Regions from separate parts of the Homo sapiens genome. Here region 1 is linked to region 2. Evidence: read pairs that join two places in POLR2A ChIA-PET (ENCODE). Cell type or tissue: PC-9. All regions are shown on one strand. Each heading gives the region's core, and the rest is flanking DNA. Links, peaks and the distances in the headings are about the cores only. Region 1 overlaps MERTK (MER proto-oncogene, tyrosine kinase). Region 2 overlaps TMEM87B (transmembrane protein 87B).

What was found. ChIA-PET counts read pairs that join two places held together with the same protein. Peaks named below come from ENCODE experiments on the same cell type or tissue, not always from the same donor. Only the 100,000 strongest peaks of a DNase experiment are listed, where the experiment ranks them.
Region 1: POLR2A ChIA-PET joins it to region 2 with 5 read pairs; 3 of 35 experiments call an interaction of 5 or more read pairs at or near these places.

Annotation. Positions count from the first base shown.
Region 1 is chr2:111,982,108-111,987,608 of GRCh38, reverse strand. MERTK (MER proto-oncogene, tyrosine kinase) reads right to left here. Exons shown (of 19, transcript NM_006343.3): 8 at 4,616-4,767. Among named protein-coding and RNA genes, the nearest start is that of TMEM87B, 70 kb to the left of the region's middle. RefSeq lists a silencer at 883-1,177. In PC-9, for the core only: no CTCF peak of the experiment used is centred there; DNase peaks (open chromatin) are centred at 3,208 and 3,628; H3K27ac peaks cover 1,387 bases.
Region 2 is chr2:112,063,432-112,068,645 of GRCh38, reverse strand. TMEM87B (transmembrane protein 87B) reads right to left here. Exons shown (of 19, transcript NM_032824.3): 3 at 4,393-4,484; 4 at 1,579-1,710. Among named protein-coding and RNA genes, the nearest start is that of TMEM87B, 11 kb to the right of the region's middle. In PC-9, for the core only: no CTCF peak of the experiment used is centred there; a DNase peak (open chromatin) is centred at 2,525; H3K27ac peaks cover 1,749 bases.

The DNA of each region.
Region 1 (5,501 bases), core at 229-5,228, 81 kb after region 2:
GACTGTCCCATTCATGGAGAGAAATTCTCCAGCTGGTTTAGATGGTGTAGCTGGGCCCACACATCAAATCCATAGTGCCACAAATGCCTACAAAGCAAGGTCAAGGCCCTGTGTTCAGACAGTACAAAGACGAGCAAGACCTGCCTCCAACTTCAAAGAGAACACATTGTATTTGTTCCTTATCTTTGGATTTTAAACTCTGATTTGGAAGGCAAGGAATCGCAAGAAAAATAGAACAAAAAAGGTAGGTATCATCGTTTGAGATATAATAAATATCCATTCAGTAAAGATCAAAGGATTCTTAGTCTGAAAGTGACATGACTGTTGCGGGAATGCAAAGCTACAAACCTGTCTTCTGTGTAGCTGCGATAAGCCAAGGAAAAACGACTGCCAAGAAAGTTCTGAAACTGCATGCACATGAAAAACCCCACCCTTAATTACAGTTATAATGAGAAATATCTTTCAAAAATATCCAACTGCTCTGTCCTGCATAAGGAAGTAGCTTTAGTATCAGTTATCTAAAAATGAAAATGAACGGATAATTTTGAGACAAGGTTTTGTCTAAGCTTTGCCCTTCTGAGATGAAGGAAATTGAAGGAAATCAAAGTGACAGATGCCAAGATCATCTTAAACTTCCTTTTGGGTGTGGGTTTCAGGGGACTCCCAGGGTCCACCTTTCTTCCATGTTCTTATTTGTCCCTAGTTTTGGATCATAAGCTTGAAACTTAGCTGCATCAGAGAATGTTTTCCAAAGTAAAGTGAGCCACTGTGTCTTTGTGGTCACAAGACTGTCATGATGCATAAAATATAGTGTAAAGCATAATAAATGATCTCACTGGGATGATCTGGCATCCCTAAGGAGGTAAGTGACTGGAAAGGTCACAGCCTTAACTGTGGCAGTTCTGTTCTCCCTGCAGAGGGGACCGTTCTGAACAAAGGGCAATGAGAATGCACAGCCTAGCTGAGTGCTAATGGCATTTAGTGCACAAGGCTCTCCAGCCACAGTCATTCATAAGGTTTTCATCATTGCTGCCCTTCAGAACGCCTCGGCTCAAGAGGCCCCCTTCAGAAAAGCAGCTTTCACCCAAGCCAGAAGTAGAAGGAGAAAGGATGACCTGCAGCTCTTTAAACAAACTGGCTTGTTTTTAGACAGCCTAAGTGTCTGCTGGTAATCACTATTTTCTGCCAAATAGAGAAAGATAAAATTCCTACTGAACCTTTATGCTTAGTATAGCTATACCAAGCATTCAGCATTGTGAACAAAAGCCCTTCTCTCAAAGAGGCATTTGATTCCTGCAACTCAGCCAATGGAGAAATGCAGTTAATCCAGAGGCACCTCGCACAAATGCCTTGGGGCAAAAGACAAAAGGAAAGGCTGCTTCTCTCGCAGCTGTGACTTTTAAGCAGGATTGCTACTTAAAATGAATTAATACCATGATCATTTACTATGAGGCAGAACAACACGGACTTCTAAGCCTTCTTTTTCTCTACTTCCATCACCTACTGCTTCCAACAGTCTGCTTCCTGATAGGTAAACTGAGGCAGGGAAATTAAAATAAATTTTAAGTGTCCTTTCAGAAAATGGCAGTTTTGATAAATGCTGGATGATATGTGGCTAAAAATGATTACAACAAAGCTTGAGCATCATCAGTGGATGCATCTGCTCACCCATTCACCCTGTTCATCTCTATATGCAGCATCTATATCTGATGCTCCATATAGATACCATGAAGAAGCTAAAATTTGGATCTATTATATGGTTTGGCTGTGTCCCCACCCAAACCTCATTTTGACTTGTAGTGCCATGGGAGGGTCCTGGTGGGAGGTAATTGAGTCATGGGGGCGGGGTTTTCCCGTGCTGTTCTCTTGACAGTGAGTCTCGTGAGATCCTATGGTTTTATAAAGGGGAGTTCCCCTGCACACTCTCTTGCCTGTCACCATGTAAGACGTGCCTTTGCTCCTTCTCTGCCTCCTGCCATGATTGTGAGGGCTCCCCAGCCATGTGGAACTGTGAGTCCATTAAACCTATTTTTCTTTATAATTACCTAGTCTCAGGTATGTCTTTATTAGCAGTGTGAAAACAGACTAATACAATCTGTCACTAGGGTTAGATTGATCAGGAATATGGCAACACAGAAGAAGCATGCTTTCCATGATCACAGTAAAGAAGAGACAGACTTGATAATGAAACCAGTGCATCTGCCCTTCCACGGATGTTCTGTGTCACAAAAGGAGGCAGCAATACCCCACTCTCTTCCTTTCCCAGGTGGGAAGGGAACCTGTCTAGAAGCTGCCCACCTAATCACACCCAGGCATCATCACCCAGCTGCCTTTCCTGCTGCTGTATTGGGTCCAGGGTTCACATCATAGCAGTGGTCTTTAGACTTCATAGAAATCAAAATCAAATGTCCCTCTGGGTTTGACTGGAGTCATGCCTAGCAAAGTCATTGGAAGGGCACTGGCTGGTACTTGGGGAGGAAGCCACTATTTCACACATAGATTCCCTTTGCCTTTTGTTTGCCACTGTGAAATGAAACCAGTACTTACACTAGAGAGTCTTCACTGAACTTGCCAGCTTTAGCAAAAATCTAAAGGATCTTGCCAGCTTTAGATTGATTATAAGGCAGGAATTACCTGACATATTGATGCTCCCCTACGATACCCCTACCCAGTTCCAAGCACACAGTGGTATTCCAAATAAACATTGTGGATGATTCTGATATACATTTTCAGGAAGCAAGAAAACCTCTGTAGCTGGCAGGAGCCTGCTGCTGAGTTGCCTGCTCAGTCTTGGAAGACCAGAGTGGAATGTGCTCAGCAAATATGCTCTGGTGGAAAGAAGGCAGGTTAGAAGGTTACTTATATCAGCAAACTCAATGTAATTATTCATGAAAGAAGAATCATCTAGGTCATCATCATGATCTGTAAGTCTCAAGTTGTGCTCCTGAGCTCATGCTTATCATTGGCTCCCCTGCTATCAACAAATTTCTACCTGCCTTGGCTTCACTTTCAGGGCCCTGCATTTTAGGGTCAGAACTCCTCAATCCAGCTTCATCTCACACCTCGCTCTCACAAAAGCGTTATGTTCCAGACCTTCAAGTGAGTCAGAATTTAAAGCTGCCACGTTGTGCCTTCTCTCATGTTATCTTTTCCCATCTGAGACTCCTCAAATTTCATCTGTCAAAATTACTCTAAGCTGCGATGGTTAATATTATGTGTCAACTTGACTGGGTGACAGAGGTGCCCAGCTATGTGGCTCAACATGATTTCTGGGTGTGTCTGTGAAGGTGTTTCCAGTGAGATTATTATTTGAAACAGGGGACTCATAATGCAGACTGCCCTCTTCAGTGTGGCTGGGCCTCATTCAATCCATGGAGGGCCTGACAAGAACAAAAGGTAAAGAAAGGAGGAATTCTCCCCTTTTCTTCTGCCTGAATGCTTGAGCTGAGACATCAGTACTCTCCTATCCTTGGACTGAGATCTACACCACTGCCCCTGTTTCTCAGGCCTTCAGACTCTGACTAAATTACACCACTGGCTCCTGGGTCTCCAGCTTCCAGATGGCAGATCGTGAGACTTCTCAGCCTCTGTAATTGCATGAGTCAATTTCTTATCATAAATCTCCTTCTATACATACATGTTCAATTAGCTGTTTCTCTAAAGAATCTTGACTAACACACAAGCCCAATTCAAGTACCACCTTTTCTGGGAGAGGCAGTCTGCCACAGGCTCCAAGCATCTTTGTTCATCCTTGCTGAGTGTGACAAACTGCAAGGCCTAACCATCCCCAACCCCGAGCCATGCTGGGGCTAGTCACGTGGGCAGTGAAGTAGGTCAAGGTGGCCACAGCATGACGACCGTGCAACTGCACAGAGGATCAGCTTGTTTGCTGTTCACTACACAGGGTGCTGAGCCCTTGACCCTAGTACCCTCAGGTGCACAATCCACCAAGTGGGTACATCACATTGCCCAATGGGACTTGGTGGAGCAGGGAACCTGTGCCACCTGGCTGATGCACCTGGTTGTGTTATGTAGTGTCAGACTGCATGTCCTGATCCAGTAATTCTGATGTCTAATTTCGGCTTGCCCGCAGCTGTGCCAGGCTGGCCAGAGAGCTTGCTCGGTCTCCTCCTTTGGTGTCTGCTTACTTCTTGCCATTCTCTATGAGGATGAGGTTATTCCCTTATCTTCTTCTTTTGCAAAGTCCCATGAAATTTCCAAAAGGCCATGAATTGCTGGACTGCTAAGCCCTGTAGCTCCCTGACCTAATGCTACAACTTGGGTATTCCACACTGTCATCCTATAAGAGCCTAAATTCCATGAGGGCAAAAGTCAGGTGATAACAGAGGATGAATTCTATGTCTATCTCATGAATAAGTAAAAGAATGAATGAATGAATGAGTAAGTGAGGAAAGTCCCAAAAGATACCTTAGAATTTTGTAACTGTTCAGTCACCTCTAATATTTACTATATTCTTTATGTTCCCCTGAAAGGTGCCTTGCCTAACTCAATCACACCAGGTCTTTTCAAAACCAAATGAAAGCTTCTAAAACTGAAGTAAACCAGCAAGTTGAAAGGAGATGACTAATCGTGCTCTTCTAGGGTTTAGACTTACGGAAATCCCTGCACTCTGCCACACGTGGGATATCCGGTAGCCCACCAGTTCTCCATCCTGCTGCTTAGTCGGAGGCTTCATCCATCTGATGTCCACATTATCACTAGATTCATTCAGAAACACAGTGACATTTAAAGGTGCTACTGATGGGGCTACAAAAGAAAAAAGGAGAGAAGAATGAAGAACCACAAAGCACACACAGATGTATTCTCATCTGGGTTTTCAAGTGTTTGGTTTTCAAATGCTCTATGAAAAGCACTCAAATGAGACCAAGACTTATAGCACATTTTCACCTTTTCAACTAAGATTTTCACTGAGATATCAGTGAGTTTTAAATAAGTGAGCCCTTTTAGGTTACTGAAGCCTAGAAATTCATTTCTTAAGTTGAAAATATCAGCCAGAACATAGTGAGACCCTTTCTACAAAACAAAACAAAAAACTAAAAAATTAGCTGACTACTTGGTGCACATCTGTAGTTCCAGTCCCTCAGGAGACAGGCAGGAGGATTCCTTGAGCCCAGGAGATTGAGGCTACAGTGAGACATGATCATACCACTGCACTTCAGCCTGGGCAGAAAAAGCAAGCAAGGAAGAAAAGAAGGAAAGAAAGAGAAAGAGAAAGAAAAGAAGAAAATGTTGGCCAGGTATGGTGGCTCATGCCTATAATCCCAGCACTTTGGGAGGCCAGAGGGAGAGGATTGCTTGAGGTCAGGAGTTTGAGACCAGCCTGGACAACATAGTGAGACTCCAATCACCACTAAAAATAAAAAATTAGCTGGGTGTGATGGCACAGGTGTGTAGTCCCAGCTACTTGAGTGGCTGAGGAAAGATCACTTGACCCTGGAAAGTCAAGGCCACAGTGAGCCGTAATTGCACCACTGCACTCT
Region 2 (5,214 bases), core at 1-5,000:
TGCAAGCTCCACCTCCCGAGTTCACGCCATTCTCCTGCCTCAGCCTCCCAAGTAGCTGGGACTACAGGTGCCCGCCACCACGCTCGGCTAATTTTTTGTATTTTTAGTAGAGACGAGGTTTCACTGTGTTAGCCAGGATGGTCTCGATCTCCTGACCTCATGATCCACCCGCCTTGGCCTCCCAAAGTGCTGAGATTATGGGTGCGAGCCATTGTGCCTGGCCTTTTAAAAATTCATTGAGGAGTACACTGATGTGTACTTTTCTGTGTTTATTATATTTCAACACATTTTAAAGAGAACTCCTTTAAAACTTTTACTAAAGACTTTCACTTCAGAATTTACAAAAGAACAAAAAATAAATTTAAATGCCTCATAATCTCACTAACCAAGGCTGACTGCTAGGTTTATTTTTGTTTTTGTTTTTGTTTTTTGAGACGGAGTCTCGCTCTTGTCCCCCAGTCTGGAGTGCAATGGCGTGATCTCGGCTCACTGCAACCTCTGCCTCCCGGGTTCAAGTGATTCTCCTGCCTCAACCTCCTGAGTGGCTGGGATTACAGGTGCGTACCACCACACCCAGCTAATTTTTTGTATTTTAAGTAGAGATGGGGTTTCACCATGTTGGCTAGGCTGGTCTCGAACTACTGACCTCAGGTGATCCACCTGCCTCATCCTCCCAAAGTGCTGGGATTACAGGCTGAGCCACCACGCCCAGCCAACTGCTGTTAATCATTTTAGAATCTAAGCTCCCACACTGGTAGGGAGAAAAGGCATAAAGGAGGAGTTAGTGTTGACATGTGTCAAATGCTGGTAAGTCAAGACTTTTGGTAAGAGGAACAGACCATTGGATTTAACAACATGGAAGTTACTGGTGACTTTGACTAGAGCTGTTTTGATGGGATGATGGATGCAAAGGTCTGACTGCAGTTGACAGAAGGAAGAGTGAGAGATAAATTGGAGGTAGCAGATATAAAAGAACCTTGCAAGGATATTGCCAAAATAAGTTGCAAGGAAATGGAACAATGGTATCAGTATCTTATCTTTTTTTTTGAGACGGAGTCTCGCTCTGTCGCCCAGGCTGGAGTGCAGTGGCGCAATCATGGCTCACTGCAAGCTCTGCCTCACGAGTTCAAGCAATTCTCATGCCTCAGCCACCCGAGTAGCTGGGACTACGGGCACATGCCACCACACCCGGCTAATTTTTTTATTTTTAGTAGAGATGGGGTTTCACCAGGCTGGTCTCAAACTCCTGACCACAGGTGATCCACCCACCTCAGTCTCCCAAGGTGCTGGGATTACAGGTGTGAGCCACCGCGCCCAGCCACGTATCTTACTTATTATGTACTACTATACACACAAACAAACTAAACCTAAAAATTTACAAGTTAACCACCTTTATCAAAATCCTGATAAAACAGTACTTCAGTTGATACTTGTATTCAGTGGGAATAAAATAAACTTTATTTTAACATGGCAAGTCAGATACCACCTTTATCAAAATTCCGATAAAACATTACTTCAGTTGATACTTGTATTCACTGGGAATAAAATAAACTTTAACATGGCAAGTCAGATACTCACATTCAAAGAGGGAAACACCTGTGAATCACTGTTGCAATCTAAGTTTTCATTTTTTGTTGTCCAACAGTTGTCATTCTTCAAATAATGACAAAAGTCTTCATCAACACTAAGTTTATGTTTTTGGAACAGCTCCTATATAAGGTAAAATTCTATGTTATAATTTATTCCCACACTTCTTATCCTAGAATATAAATAAAAGTTAATGTCTAAATAATACCAAAAGTATATTCAGTTTGAAATACCTGGAAATACGCAATAGAATAAAATACCAAATAAAAACTGTTTCGAATATAATTTTAATATAATTGAGATAATCATAACCTTTTAGCCATTCCAGTGTGTTCAGATACAGTAATACATAACACAAGCACACTTACAATAAGAAAACTGACTAAGATACTACAATGAAATAGTTCCCAGAGAAATAAAACATACTTTGTTCTGGGGCTACTTGTATTTTATCCCATGTGTAAGAGATTTTACAGAGAAAGAAAGTAGCATTCAACTACAAAAAAGAGAAAGCAAACAGTAAGATACAGCAAAGGTAGCTGAGTGCAGAGGAGACGCTCATTTACACAACTACCTGAGGTTCCTGGCATCCTTGAATGGATGAATGAACCAGGCTCCTTAATGGCAGCTCCCAGTCATCAAAAAAAGTGGAGTTGGCTCCCACAGACCAAATATGGGACAATATGAGCAAAATATATAAAAACAGTAATAGATTATAACCTATATAACAAAGTAAAAATCAACAAGTCCGACCTGATGACTGACAGATAAGACAGATTGATTAGGGGAGTAGAGAGAGTGCATCCTTATAGTAGAATGCTAACAAAGGAAGAAGAAAGTATGGAACTAGAAAATCACCATTCAGCAATCAGCACAGTAATGACTGACTCATCAGGCAAGAATCATGAAAGGATGCTAAAACAAGTGGCTGAAGGTTTGATGAAAACCACAACATATTTACATAGTTTCAAAAGTTTTTCCTCACAAGTTGTTGTTAATAACAAAGAGAAAAGTAGTAACTTTGGAATGGAAAAAATCTTGCAGATATGTCCTTGACCAACTGATCAAATTAACATCACCAAAAATGAGACAAATCAGTATTCTGTGGTATTCCTGCCAAAAATGTATAACTTGAATCTGATCATGAATAAACATCAGAAATATTCAAATTCAGGGGCATTTTGCAAAAATAAATGGTCTGTGCACTTCAAAACTATCAATGCCATGACACACCAAAAAGGGGGGAAATCCAGATTATCAGGAACTAAAAACAAAAACAAGGAAAGGAAATGAAATGCAAACCTGAATTGGTTCCGGTATGGGGTGTGGAGTGTGTGTGCAGGGGGAGCGGGGGCGCCTGCTCTAAAAGACAATATTGGGACACTGGTGAACTTTTTTTTTTTTTTTTTTTTTTTGAAGACAAGGTCTCACTGTCTCCCAGGCTGGAGTGCAGTGGTGCAATCACAGCACATTGCAACTTTAAACTCCTGGGCTCAAGGGATCCTCCGGCCTAAACCTCCCGAACAGCTGGGACTATAGGCACATGCCACTGTGTCTGGCTAATTTTTTAATTTTTTGTAGAGACAGGGTCTCACTTGTTGCCCAGGCTGGTCTTTAACTCCTGGGCTTAAGTGATCCTCTCGCCTCAGGTTCCCAAAGCGCAGGAATTACAGGTGTGACCCACCCTGCCCAGTTGCAAAATTTTAATAAGGTTTATATATAATAGCATTTTATCAGTGTTAAATTTGAATTCTATAATTATACTGTGAAAAAAATAAATGAATATCTCTGTTCTTAGGAAATTTACATTGAAGTATTTAGTGTGAAGGTGTAAAATATTTAGAGATGAAGCCAAAAAGGCAGTTCAAGGAAAATGGCATGGTTCAATCCAAATAGAAATATAATACTAATAACAATACAGAAAGCCAGCTATAATGGCTCACATCTATAATCCCAGAAACTCTGGAGGCTACCTGAGACAACCTGCCAGGAGGGTCACTTGAGTCCAGGAGTTCAGGGCTGGAGTGAGCCATGATCGCACCACTGCACTCCAGCCTGGGTGACAGAGAGAGATCTCATATGTATTTACATGCATATACATGTATAGGTATATGTACACATATATGTATATGTATAGATATATACATATATACATATATAATTTAAAAAGATATGGAAACCCATATATTATTCAAGGTAGAAGCCAAACAGGTAACAGAGAATCTGAAAAGGAAACAATCCCAAGCAACTATCACGAGAATCATCAAGAGAAACACCTTGCTGAGAGCCCAGTGCACATCCCAGGAGGAAGAAACCCAGGCTTCACAGCCAGGTGCAGGAAAAGCCTTGCTCAGCACAGCCACTTTCTCCTTCTCTCTCAGAATCCTCTGCCTTTCCCCAGATACCTCCTTTCTTCTCCTCACCTCTTTCTGCGATCTACTTGTGCTCACTAAATCTACTTGTACTCAATACAGTTCTAGTTTCCCTATAATTTTTTTAAAAAGTGAAATATTTAAACTTCTTTTGCAAATTAAGCATTTATTTGTATGTATGCGTCTTTATCAATGACTCCTACGTGCCTGAATTTAAACATTTACTAACATTTTTCATATCATACAAGGCAACTAAAAGCTCGTAGTATTCTCAGCATGTAACTTGGTTTATTGCCATAAGTCCCAAAATTAATCTGTAGCACTTCTAAAACTGTAATCTCTATTTCTAGCCTCCTCGCTTGATGAGCTAATCTTTATACCCATAATTTTCCTTCATAGCTTTATATACATTAAAAACTTGTGTTTTACTTACTTCCAGATTAGAATGCTCATTGTGACAGGTATGATACTTCAAATGCCACACTATGGTAAACTTCACAGGCCCAGAACAATGGAATGACTTAACTGTTTAGAAAAAGAAAGTCTTGTTTTACATGAATAATACATACACTCTAATATAAACTTAAGGTTTTGAGAATGCAATTAAAAATAGGCTACTTTAATGTAACAATGAGTAAAACATTAGCTAATTTCTCCAAAAAGTCACTGTAAAGTGAGACAGATAAATTCATTAAATTGTTACAGTTAACCAAAAGCTGCTGTAATACTGCTCATTTCACGTATAAGTCTAAAATTAAATAAACTGAGTGGCCTGATATGCTAAGTCACTGCTTATTTCACTCTCAAACATTTTTCTCACTCACATATTCATTCAAAATATACTGAGTGAGCCCCATCCTGTGTGCCATCCTGTGAGCTATGATGGTAAACAAGAACAATGCCTGTCTATGACTTAAGAGGTACTGGAGGAGTGAGTTTTAACAACTAAACAGGCACTCTCAGTAGTCCCAGAGGCTGAGAATAGTCAAGGGAGCACTGAGCAGGTCACCTATCATAGCCCAGGAGAGCATGAAGAATGGGTTCTGGGTAAGCTTGCTGGAGGAGGAGACCTGTAACTTGAAGGAAGAGCAGAAGTTAGCCTGGTGAAGAGAAGGGTGGACCAAACATGTAAATGCCCAGGGTGAGTGAAAGCACAGCATGAGTATGACCCCTGAAAATAGTCTGCTATGCTTAGAACACAGGCTGGGGAAAGGAGAAAGAGTTGAAGCTGGAGAAGAGTGCTGGGGAAAATTCA